Regions from separate parts of the Homo sapiens genome. Here all the other regions are linked to region 1. A link is a contact called in ENCODE Hi-C or POLR2A ChIA-PET data. All regions are on one chromosome and are shown on one strand. The core of a region is the stretch at or near the end of the contact, and the rest is flanking DNA. Distances in the headings are between cores, read along the strand shown.

Evidence for each region. Hi-C counts contacts between places; a loop is a spot of excess contacts on that map. ChIA-PET counts read pairs that join two places held with the same protein, here RNA polymerase II (POLR2A). Pooled maps may share reads with other maps.
Region 2: a map of CD8-positive, alpha-beta T cell shows a loop between it and region 1 (7-fold over the local background). The contact joins the promoter of GM2A here to the promoter of FBXO38-DT in region 1. A Hi-C loop is called at or near these places in 3 of 168 maps with a recorded cell type or tissue (CD4-positive, alpha-beta T cell, CD8-positive, alpha-beta T cell and naive thymus-derived CD4-positive, alpha-beta T cell) and 10 of 50 pooled maps.
Region 3: a loop to region 1 is called in a pooled map, with 24 times the contacts of the local background. The contact joins the promoter of RBM22 here to the promoter of FBXO38-DT in region 1. A Hi-C loop is called at or near these places in 8 of 50 pooled maps. POLR2A ChIA-PET finds 5 or more read pairs at or near these places in 2 of 52 experiments (T-cell and activated CD4-positive, alpha-beta T cell).
Region 4: a map of naive thymus-derived CD4-positive, alpha-beta T cell shows a loop between it and region 1 (7-fold over the local background). The contact joins the enhancer-like site here to the promoter of FBXO38-DT in region 1. A Hi-C loop is called at or near these places in 1 of 168 maps with a recorded cell type or tissue (naive thymus-derived CD4-positive, alpha-beta T cell) and 5 of 50 pooled maps. POLR2A ChIA-PET finds 5 or more read pairs at or near these places in 1 of 52 experiments (naive thymus-derived CD8-positive, alpha-beta T cell).

The regions. Positions count from the first base shown.
Region 1 is chr5:148,382,542-148,385,241 of GRCh38, reverse strand. It overlaps FBXO38-DT (FBXO38 divergent transcript), which reads left to right and starts at 1,392. Exons shown (of 5, transcript NR_105057.1): 1 at 1,392-1,743. It overlaps FBXO38 (F-box protein 38), which reads right to left and starts at 1,284. Exons shown (of 22, transcript NM_205836.3): 1 at 1,203-1,284. RefSeq lists an enhancer at 1,308-1,507.
Region 2 is chr5:151,251,869-151,254,827 of GRCh38, reverse strand. It overlaps GM2A (ganglioside GM2 activator), which reads right to left and starts at 1,643. Exons shown (of 4, transcript NM_000405.5): 1 at 1,531-1,643. The coding sequence starts at 1,611. RefSeq lists a silencer at 1,683-2,032.
Region 3 is chr5:150,699,705-150,702,404 of GRCh38, reverse strand. RBM22 (RNA binding motif protein 22) reads left to right here and starts at 1,343. Exons shown (of 11, transcript NM_018047.3): 1 at 1,343-1,473; 2 at 1,908-1,961. The coding sequence starts at 1,420. RefSeq lists enhancers at 548-1,324, 1,325-2,101.
Region 4 is chr5:151,213,943-151,216,707 of GRCh38, reverse strand. The region is part of intron 1 of CCDC69 (coiled-coil domain containing 69); the gene reads left to right. All of the region lies in intron 2 of LOC105378230 (a long non-coding RNA gene), which reads right to left. Among named protein-coding and RNA genes, the nearest start is that of CCDC69, 8.8 kb to the left of the region's middle. RefSeq lists enhancers at 1,761-1,820, 2,171-2,220. Within about 2 kb of position 1,312, at least 11 of the 41 ENCODE cell types and tissues checked have a DNase peak (open chromatin) inside an H3K27ac peak, as active enhancers do.

The DNA of each region.
Region 1 (2,700 bases), core at 143-2,642:
GACATCAGAATTACAGCATCACATATTTTAAAGAGGGGAAAGAAGGCTTACAGATAATCTAAAATGTTAATTCTCAAAATGAAAGTTAAAAATTACAAGCGGATTTTTTTCAGTCTATGCCTATGTAATACATACCCTCCAGACTGGACCTCCTCCTTCCCTGGGAAAATCATGGCTTTATAGAACTATTATTTTATCCTTCACTTGTGCTGGGGGAATGGGAAAGGGGATTAAAAACCAGTGACCTAATCCAACGTCTTCCTTTAGCAGATAAAAAAATCTCAAGTTCAGAGAGAGGAAGGGATTTGGCCAAAGTAAACCATCAAGTTAATAGCAACTTTGGAACAAAAATCAAGGTCTCCTGTTTTTCACTTTGTAGTGATTTACACTGCTGGTTTAGGTGTATAAAACAAAGTTTTCTGGACAGAGCTTCTCATTGCACAGGAACCTTCCTAAGTGACCAGTTGCCCTTGGCCAGCTTGGTGTCTGCAAAGAAACACGGTAGACATCTCTTAGTCAAATTCTGGGTGTGCAGAGTGCAGGGAGAATATGCTTTTCAGGTCTGTAAAGACTCCATGAAAAGGGAGTTAAGAATCTGATTTCCACAGCTAGGGCACGGACATCAAAGGCATCCAACACAGATAAGCAAACTGCAGCACAGAAAAGCTAATGGACCTAGACAAGGTCACACGGTGTGTAGGTGGAAGGGGTGAAACTAGAATTCAGGGCTCCTGATACTCAGGCGTGGCAGCCAAAGATGTGTTCACTGCTTCCTGCTCAGGGACATCTCCTCACTACGCTGAACACAGACCTCCTTCACTTTACTGGCCGAAACACCGACTTAACATTAAAATCATGAAATTCGTGACGCCCGGGGTGGGAGACAGTCACAGAAGCTGTCCAGTCCAACACCCTCACCCATTTCATTGAGGAAACTGGGGCCCAGAGAGAGTTCTTTATGCTGGATTTTGGGGCCAGGTTCAGACAAGCAGGCAACCCCCGCAAGCACGGCCTAGAAGGCCAGGAACTACAAATTCAACCCCTGATCTCTCAAGGAGCTCTAGGCCCCAAGGGGGCCAGAGGCCGAGCTTAAGCGGTCGGAAGTTCCAGAATCCCCACCCAGCTACCTCAGCCCTGCCGCACGCACTCCGGGCTTTGCCACCCCGCTCCCGGTCCCCAGGCCCACTCAGCCGCCGCCTCACCTACGCCGACCCTCCGCCTGTTATTGTGGTTGAGAGGGAGGGACGCTACAGACACTTCCCCGGCCCCTACCGCTGAGGCACTTCCGCTTCCGCCGCCGCTCGCATATTTCCGGAGTGTTGTCATCCGGGGCTGGAGCCTCAAACCCGTGTCCATATTGTGTGTGTGAAGAAGCATCGAAGCGCGGCAGCCATGTTCAGCGTGGCATTTCGGAAGGCTTGTCAGGGGTGGAGAAGCGGGGCGGGTTGCTGTTCTTTCACCTGACACTAAAGCGCCATGCCGGAAGCACTGAGTCTGATACGTCGGAACCAGTCTCCACCGTGTGGTTTGGTCTTGATTTCCACTGGTACTCTGGGGTCTTGGATAAGTCTCTGGACCTCGCCTTTGTCATTTGCGAAGTCGATAGGTTCCAATAGAGATTTTCCCAGAATCATTCAACTAAAAATAGAGAACTTTTTTTTTTTGAGAGGAAGGACGGGGGCGCAGTTAAAGATGTTAATGTTAAGTCATCCCTTCTGTGATTTCGGGACATTATCTTTGCACGTAAGTAATAGTATTTTACAGTCCAAAGGAATTTCACATGAGTGTCATTAAAAACTCTACACGACTCTGACATGTAGGCAAGGATCAACTTAATCACCTTTTCTGTTGTTTAATGGATAAGGAATTGTCTTCAGAGAGTGTAATTGATTTTCACAATGTCTCGCAGATGGACTGAAATTCAGATTTTTACCTTTTACATCCTGTGTTCTTGCCCTAATATACATGTAATTAATATGGGCTAAAATCCCTAGATTTAAATAGATACAAATACTTCTTAGGAAAGTTAGTGTGCATTAAAGCCATGTGAGACACAATTTGACAAGACGTAGCATTGACTAGGCTATTCTGCTGGAGAAGAAAAAGCTGAAGAAGGCTTGGGAATCCCATTTCTTCTTATTCTTTTCTTGATTGATAGCAGACCTACTGGTTTTTCCCCTCTTTCCCCAATATGGTTCGGCACCTTAGGTTTCAGCTTGTCTTAGGCAGTCACAGTTTTAGCTATCCCATTCCGTATGTCAAACCATATATCTGTGTTTTTATTTGGAGCTCTGGTAGGACAAACAAAACAAAACCTCATCATATTCATGTACTATTCATTGTAATCTCAGCTTTCATGTTACATTCTTCCTGTAATTGAAGACAAAAATGAATTTTTATGCTATTTGCTTCTGTCGGTTTCTTCATATTCAAACTTTAATAAAGGAAACAGACTTTAGCTTTTTCTGTTTCCCAGGTTATTCTGAAGAATAAATAGGAATTACGAAAGTTTCTAGTGCAGGGCATGGCATATTTAGAAGGCATTCAGTAAGATTTATTTCAGCACAATTGGCCTGAATTTTTAATTCAATGGAATATGATTTTCATTTTATTAGCATTCCTCCTTTTGTAAAAAGCACTGTAGTGGGACCTGAAATGAATACTCATGAGTAAGAAAGGTTTCCTACCTCAAGTTTAGAA
Region 2 (2,959 bases), core at 394-2,893, 2.9 Mb before region 1:
TACTGTTTTTCACTTTCAGTACAGTCTTCAGTAAATCACATGAGACATTCAACACTTTATTATGAAATAGGCTTTGTGTTAGATGATATTGCCCAACTGTAGGCTAATGTAAATGTTCTGGGCATGTTTAAGGTAGGCTAGGCATGTTTAAGGTAGGCTAGGCTATGATTCTCAGGTTAGCTGTATTAAATGCATTTTCAACTTATGATGGGTTTATCAGAACATAACCTCATGGAAAGTTAAGGAGCTTCTGTATATAATACATTACTGACGATAGTCACCCTGGTGTGCAATAAATCTCAAAGCCTATTCCTTAGCAGAACTTGGTGGCCCACACCTGCAGTCCCAGCTACTCAGGAGACTGAGGTGGGAGGACTGCTTGAGCCCAGGAGTTTAAGGCTGCAGTGAGCTACAATCGCCCCACTGCACTCCAGCCTGGGTGACAGAGTGAGACCCCACCTCTACTCTCAACTTCTGTAAGTTCAACTTGGTTAGAATCCGCATATAAATGAGATAATAAAACAGAACTACCATATGAGCCATTATCCCACTTCTGGGTATATATCCAAAGGAACTGAAATCAACATTTCGAAGGGCTATCTGCACTCCCATATTCATTGCAGCATTACTCACAATAGCTAAGATATGGAAATAACCTAAGTGTCCATCAACAGACACTTGATGGATAAAGAAATTATCCATCAACAGACACTTGATGAAGAAATTATCCATCAAATTGAATGCATAAAGAAAATGTGGCATATATACACAACAGAATACTATTCAGCCTTTAAAAGGGGGAACATCTTGTCATTTGCAACAACATAGATTGAATCTGAAAGACATTGGGCTAGCTGCAATAAGCCAGGAACGAGGCTTTTTCAGGTGAAGGGATTACAGAACTTCCCTTTCCCAGGGATCTGCAGCACGGTGTGAATGAGAAGTGAAGGAAGAAGCGGTGTCAATGAGAAGTGAAGGAGGAAGCTTGGAGGGTACGGGGACTGTTGTCTCAGTGGCTCATAACCAAGGGCAGCGGGGTCACAGGCCTGGGTATTTGTCACCAGATGGGCAAATCTGGATCCTCTGGCCTGGAAAAGCTCTCAAACCCTCCCAACTCTCAGGAAGACCTCAGGGCATTCGAGCAGGGGAAGAGATGAGGCAGCAGGCCTTATCATGGGGGACATAAGGAGTGGGGGTCAGGAGTAAGGTGCAGGGTTAACAGGACTGAATCTCTGGGGGCAATGCCTTAGTTTTAAGGCTGTCTGCATTTTCACTCCGGCGCTTGGAGGGAGGGCAGGAGAGTGCAGACGTGAGATTAATCTCTCCAAAAAGGGCCTGGAGCAGAACAAGTCTTTAGAGGCCACCCTCATTGTACAGACCAGAATCCCATAATTAGTTACTTTGGAAGGCTCTAGTGCAGAGAACCAATTCTAGAGAACGGAGTGGCCACCCCCATATCTCAGCCAGACCCGCACACCCGTAGCTGGGCCAGGAGGCTGCAAACAGACTCTTAAAAGAGGGTGCACTCACCTTTTTCAGGTGGGCTTGCGCAGGGGCCGCGAGAAGCAAGCCCAGGGCGATCAGGAGGGGAGCCTGCATCAGGGACTGCATCGGGAAGGGTGGGTCAGGGCGGAGTTAACTGCAAGGTCTGTGGCGGCAGAGGTGCCTTTAAATGCCTTCCAGTATTGGTTACGCAAAGAAGCTGAGTCCAGTCACTGGCAGGTTCGCCCTGCCCCGTCCCGGCCAGAGACTTCCCGGCCGAGAATTGGACCGATTCCTCCCGGCTCCGCCCCCTCGCTCTTTTCATTGGAGCCTGTCTCTCTAGCGTAGGTGTCAAGGCCTTCCCTCTCTGGGGCGTAGGCGGAGTTGGAAGAGAAAGGGGCGGAACTGAGCGCGGCGGGGCTGAAGGCGGCTGGAACGGAAGGGAGCTTAGCACGAGGTTGGGGCGGGATCACGAGGGCGGGGCGGAGCTGCGCGCGCGGGAGGGGCGGGGGCGTGGCGCGAGGAGGGGCCGAGCGGAGTCGGGGGCGGGGCGGAGCAGAGCTCCTGGGAAGGGCGGGGCCGGGCAGGGGATGGGGCGGAGCTGTGGTTTGTGAACTCGTGCCGGGGCCGTCACCTTTGGAAGGACCTTTGGGAAACCGCGGATTCAGTGTTTTCATCCCCAAGTCCTTCCGGACAAAAATGTCAGACTCTCTGCCATGTTACGCTTCCCCATATGTGTGTCTTTTTTTTTTTTTTTTTTGCTTTGAGACGGACTCTCGCTCTGTCGCCCGAGCTGGAGTGCAGTGGCGCGATCTCGGCTCACTGCAACCTCTGCCTCCCAGGTTCAAGCGATTCTTCCGCCTCAGCCTCTCGACTAGCTGGGACTACAGGCACGCGCCACACGCCCAGCTAATTTTTGTGTTTTTAGTAGAAACGGGGTTTCACCGTGTTGTCCAGGACGGTCTTGATCTCTTGACTTCACGAATCCGTATCTTTTTAATAATTATAACCGTTATAAAAACTAACATTTAGTAACTGCTTGAAAGCATGCTAAGGACGCACAAGGGAATGCTTTTTTTTTTTCTTCCCCAATTTTAGCACTGAGGAAACTGATACACAGTGAGGTTAGCTCTGCCAAGGTCGCACAGCTAGGAAGGAATAGAGCAAGACTTCTTTTTAGACACCCCATCAGCCAAGATTTTGTCAGGTTAATATACTAGTTGGAGATTTGCTTTTAGAAAAAACAGGGATGTTGTTACCAATACCGCCAATTTACCACAGGATTGTAAACTACACAAGGGGTGGCATCATGATGCAGGCACTCATTTATACCCAGTGCCTGATGCATAATAGACAATCTGTTGAGTACATGAATGCATGTGTAGAATTTAAAACTCACCTGATCATCTTTTTTAAAGTAAACTTTTTATTTTGGTTTACAGAAAAGTTGCAAAAATACTACAAAGTTCTGTTCGTT
Region 3 (2,700 bases), core at 94-2,593, 2.3 Mb before region 1:
TGGTTTTATTTATATTCACTAAAATCTGGGAACAACCCAAATATCCAGCAACTGGCAAGTGAATTGTATGATATATCCATACAATGGAATTCTACTCAGTAATACAAAGGAAGAAATTATTGATACATGTAATAATATGGATGAATCTCAACTACAAAATACTAAGTGAAAAAATATCAGATCCAAAAGGATATATAGGATTCCACTTATGTGACATTCTGGAAAAGGCAAAACTAGGGACAGAACACAAATTAGTGATTGCCATGGTTTGAGTATGGGATAAGTGGACTAACTACAGAAACAAGGGAACTTTGGGGATGACAGACAATTCCATATTTGACTGTAAGTGAATGTATGTACAAAATTCAAAACTAAAAAGGATAAAACTTTATGTAAATTATACTTTAAATCAACTTTTTTTTTTAATGAGGTGATTTAAATAAATGTGTTAGGTAGCTTGATGACACGGTAAGTATGAAAGTGGTACCAGAATGGCTTGAAACTCATAAAATATTGGCAGAGTGGTTATGAGTTATTCCAAAAATCAAATAATGCATATGTTGATTCGTAAGACCCTTGTCATTTCAGAAGCTGGAAATGAAACAGTACTAATGAATTTGTGGCTTCACCACTTTTTAGCTCCACAACCAGGAGCTATATCAGGAGAGATTAGGTTAATCTCTCTAAACCTGTTTTCTTTTCTATAAAAGAGGGATCATCATACTTGCCTACAGGGTAGAGTTACCAGATAAAATACAGGACGATTGGTTAAGTGATGTGAATTTCAGGTCAACCACGAATCCTACTTTAGGACGAGTAGGTACCATATATATTTATAATTAAAAAGCGATTCGCCGTTAATCTGAAATTCAACTTTAGACGTTCTGTAATTCGTGCGTGTGTGTGTGTGCATGTGTGTGTGTGAGTGACAGAGAGAGAGAGAGAGAGAGAGAGAGAGAGAGAGAGACAGAATCAGAATCTGGCAGCCCTACAGAGAGCCCTACAGAGAGGTTATGCGAATAAATAAGACACTGGAACCGCAAGACGTTCGCCCAGAGTTTGGCATAATAAGCGCCTCAGTGGTAGCGAACGCTATTTTAACCCCAGCCTCTGATGCATTACGTCTTCCTTTATTCTTTCGCCCAATTGTTAAATGAATCAACTGTACGTGTGGCCCTTCATTCCAAGCAGGCAAAAACTCGAAGGAAGCATCCAGGTGCATTATACCAGGACCCCAATTGTTAAGCTTAGAAATTCCAAGAGCGGGCGACGTCATGACGCAAAGGCCCCGCCCCGGAAGAAGCCCTAGACGCGTAAATAAGACGCCGACCGGCGCGGCGCTAGCCTCGGGGCTTGACGGGATTGTGGCGGTCCTCTCTCCCAATTCGGAAGCTACAGCTACCTCCGGACGCTCTCAAGATGGCGACCTCTCTGGGTTCCAACACCTACAACAGGCAGAACTGGGAGGATGCGGTGAGTGTGCCTGCCGGAGGAGGATGGAAGGAGGAGGCGAAGCCGCGCACCTTGCAAGCTGGCAGGACAGGGCCTGCGGCGCGGCCGAAGGAATACCGGGGAGGAGCCAGCGCGGCGGCCTAGCTTGGCCGGAGCAGGAGGGCGGAGGGCGATCCTCCTGCGGGCTTGAAGGGAGGGGGCTTAGCCAGGGTCCCGGGACCAGCACCCTTTCCATCCCTGCCCCCTCCAGCCTATTAGAGCTGGTTTTCTTTTCTCCCGCCGCCTGCCGGAAGTGCAGACAGCGCCCCCTCCCGCGATCGGGTCGTGATGGACTTCGGGTTCCTGCCGTGCCTAGTTCCCCACCCTCGCTTCCCGCCCCCTCGCCACCCCAAGTGTCACTGAGGTGTCAGGGTCTTCGGAGGGTGGTCCTCAACCAGATTTCCCATTTTCACCAGGACTTCCCCATTCTGTGCCAGACATGTCTTGGAGAAAACCCATATATCCGAATGGTGAGTGATCGCGTGTGAAACGAGTTATTCATGTCCTGTCGATGTTGTGGTACTTGCACACTGTGAAGTGTTTCTCTTAGACAAGCAGAAAAAATGATGCTCTTTTACTAACGCGAAGTGCTGGACGACTTGCAAAGAACTGTCATGTGTATTCTCTTACGAATCCGGTAACACTCCTGTAATGTAGGGGTAATAACGATAGCTAGTATTTGTTGAGCATTTACCTAGGAAATAGGTCTGTTGACCAGAAGGTGAGAGCGTTTGTGTCTTTTCATACAATAGTAAGGAATGGAGCTGGGATTTAAGTTCACATATTCTGGCTCTAGGAATGTCAGCATGATAGGAGGAGAACCAGAACTAGAAACTAGGTTTCCTGAATCCTGGTCAAATGCCTTTTGGCCAGTGTACTTTATCTCTTTAAAGTAAGCATTCCCCCTTTGTTACAAACTAGGGTAAAATTAGAACCAGTTAACAATAATAAGGTTAGGGCTGTATTATTGTGTAGTCGTAGAGGTGTTGATATGTTAGTATGTTCACGATGTTTGAATGGTTCAAGATGTTTGAATAGTTCTGTTTAAACAGAACATTTACTATATTCCGGGCATTGGCACAGGACAAGTCTACAGTAGCTACCTTTTGACTAAACTTTGTAAAGTGGGCGGGCCACAGCTGTATCCTCTCTGATTTAGGGATTGTGGAAAGCATTAGGAATGTTAGTTCTTGGGAGTGAACTTGGGAG
Region 4 (2,765 bases), core at 63-2,562, 2.8 Mb before region 1:
GTGGTGGCTCACGCCTGTAATCCCTGCACTTTGGGAGACTGAGGCGGGCGGATCACCTGAGGTCAGGAGTTTGAGACCAGCCTGACCAACATGGTGAAACCCCGTCTCTACTAAAAATACAAAAATTAGCCGGGCGTGTGGCACGTGCCTGTAATCTCAGCTACCCAGGAGGCTGAGGCAGGAGAATCGCTGGAACCTGGGAGGCAGAGGCTGCAGCGAGCCGAGATCGCACCACTGCACACCACTCGCTCTAGGTGACAGAGCAAGACTCAGTCTCAAAAAAAAAAAAAAAAAAAAAAAATCCTAATAATTTAGGTAAAATGTAAAATGGAAGCTACCCTTCCTTGACCACAGTAATTTTAGTCCATTCTCTGGAGATGACAACTGTTATCAGTTTGTGCTTTTCTAGGTACTTTTTCCTATGCATTTTTTTATCATTAGTAATAGTTGGCCGGGCATGGTGGCTCACGCCTGTAATCCCAGCACTTTGGGAGGCTAAGGCGGGCAGATCACCTGAGGTCAGGAGTTCAAGATCAGCTTGGTCAACATGGTAAAACCCTGTCTCTACTAAAAATACAAAAATTAGCTGGGCATGGTGGCACATGCCTGTAGTCCCAGTTACTGGGGAGGCTGAGGCAGGAGAATTGCTTGAACCTGGGAGGTGGACGTTGCAGTGAGCCAAGAATACACCACTGCACTCCAGCCTGGGTGACAGAAAAGAAATAGTTTAGTTTGGATATTGGTATTTTACCAAATGCCTTTCCATCTTTGTACATAAAGGTCTACTTCACTCTCTTAAACATATGAATGAAATGACATAGTATTATGTCCCTGAGTATATCCAGCCAGTCCTCAGTTTACAGCATTTCCCTACTGCAAATGGTCCTGCCCTGAGCATCCTGTGCATCCTCCTTGTCCTCACTAATGGGTACTTATTTCTGTTCACAGTGCTACTGTAGAATTAGGAGCATGCTGCGTGCAACTTGGGAGATGGCTGAGCTCTGTCATTCTCTGCTTTCAGGCAATCCCGCCCTCTCTTTTACAACCACCCTTACACTGTCTGCTGAAGAACAGGGGATGGTGTGGAGGGCTCCAGGTTCTCACCCAGGCCTCCTGAGCAAGGGACCCTCCTTTCCTGCTCTCCAGAGAAGCCCCCTCCATGACCAGAGCTAACAGCTGAGTGTGTCAAACTGCCTCTGCCCTGCCCAGAGCAAACAAGCCGGACAGGATCGACAGAAGATGAGATAGCAAGATGACCTCACTCTGCCCCTTCTTCCCCATCCACAGCATGTCAAAACCAGAAGGGCTCTTACGTATCCCATTGCACAATTCCATGCCATGCAGAGGAGGGTACAGAAGCACAGAAAAGGAAGAGTGTCCACTCAAGGTCACACAGCAAGCAGATGGCAAGCTAGGACCTTGGCTCTGGACTCTCAATTTGCCATTGGACTGTGAGACAGGTATCCAGGCGCTCAGCCTCAGATGGCAAGCTAGGACCTTGGCTCTGGCCTTCCAGTTTGCCATTGGACTGGGAGACAGGTATCTGGGCCCTCAGCCTGTCTCTTTCCCCACCCCCATCCAGCTACTGACACCATTTTCTGTCCAGCTCCTTCAGGGTCCTGCCTGCCAGGCTGACCCAAATGCTAGAAATAATGTCTAGTGCTTTTGCCAGCTCCAGGCCCTCTGAGGCAACCAGAACTAGCAGACACCCTGGGAAGCTGATATGGGACAAGAAAACGGGAGCCCTAGGGAGGAAGAAAATAAATAAGGTGTATTAGAAAGGCTTTCTCTAGGCCTCAGTGTCATCGTCTGTGAAGTGAGGCCTTGCACTCAAGGCCCTTCTGATGCTTGTCTGCTGTGGTCTGGCTCACCAGGTGCAGGGGTATTTAAGAAGGAAGTGGTCCTTTGCTCCCCTGAGACACCTCATCAGTTGGTCAGATAGGAGCAGTGGAGACCACATCCGCCCCTGACTTGTGTGCTCTGGGGGTCCTGCAGGTGTTCAGAGCATAGGCCGTGTCCCCGGTGCAGCGGAGTGGTGCAGCCTGGCACTTCTAACTTTAAGTTGGTTGTACAATCACATTGGACTGTCCTCCAGCCAGTGAGGAAATGTTGACCACACACTATATGATATGAAGGGGATGAATTAAATCTTTAATGTCCCTGGCAGTGTTTGAGTTTCAATGACATCAAATTCAGGCATTACTTTGGCAGAATATCTCTGCCCATCTTAGAGATGGGGAGGCTAAGGCCTGTATTTATGGTGTTCTGTCTGAGCTTCTGTAATTCGGGTGTGAACACTAACATTTCTCAACAGCCCTGATCATTTAGGCCCCGCCCTTCCTCCCCGAAGGCCCTGGAGTGGGGCCCCTTGGGCCACACTCCCCGCCTCCTTCCTGCCTCTACCCTCGGCCAATAGGCTCTGACTGTGGTTACTTAGATCCCAGCACTAGTGGTGCTGGGCCAGACACCGGAAAGGCAGCTCTGATATTGAGGAGGGTGTGACCTGAGCCCCTTGAGACTTAGAATCACCTCTCCCCTACAGGCTCAGCTACTCAGATAAAGCTGACCCTGGCATCAGGGGGACGGAAAGGACTCTAGCCTCAGCTGTGAGTCTGGATTCTCCCCAGGGCTCTGCTTCCCTGCTTTGCAGCTTCTGACAAGTTATCTGCCCACCCACCTCTGGGCCTCAGCTTTTCTATCTGGAAAAAGGAGGTGGGGATTGGAGTCAGCTGCCTCCTGGGGCCCTTCCAACCCTGCTCTGGGTT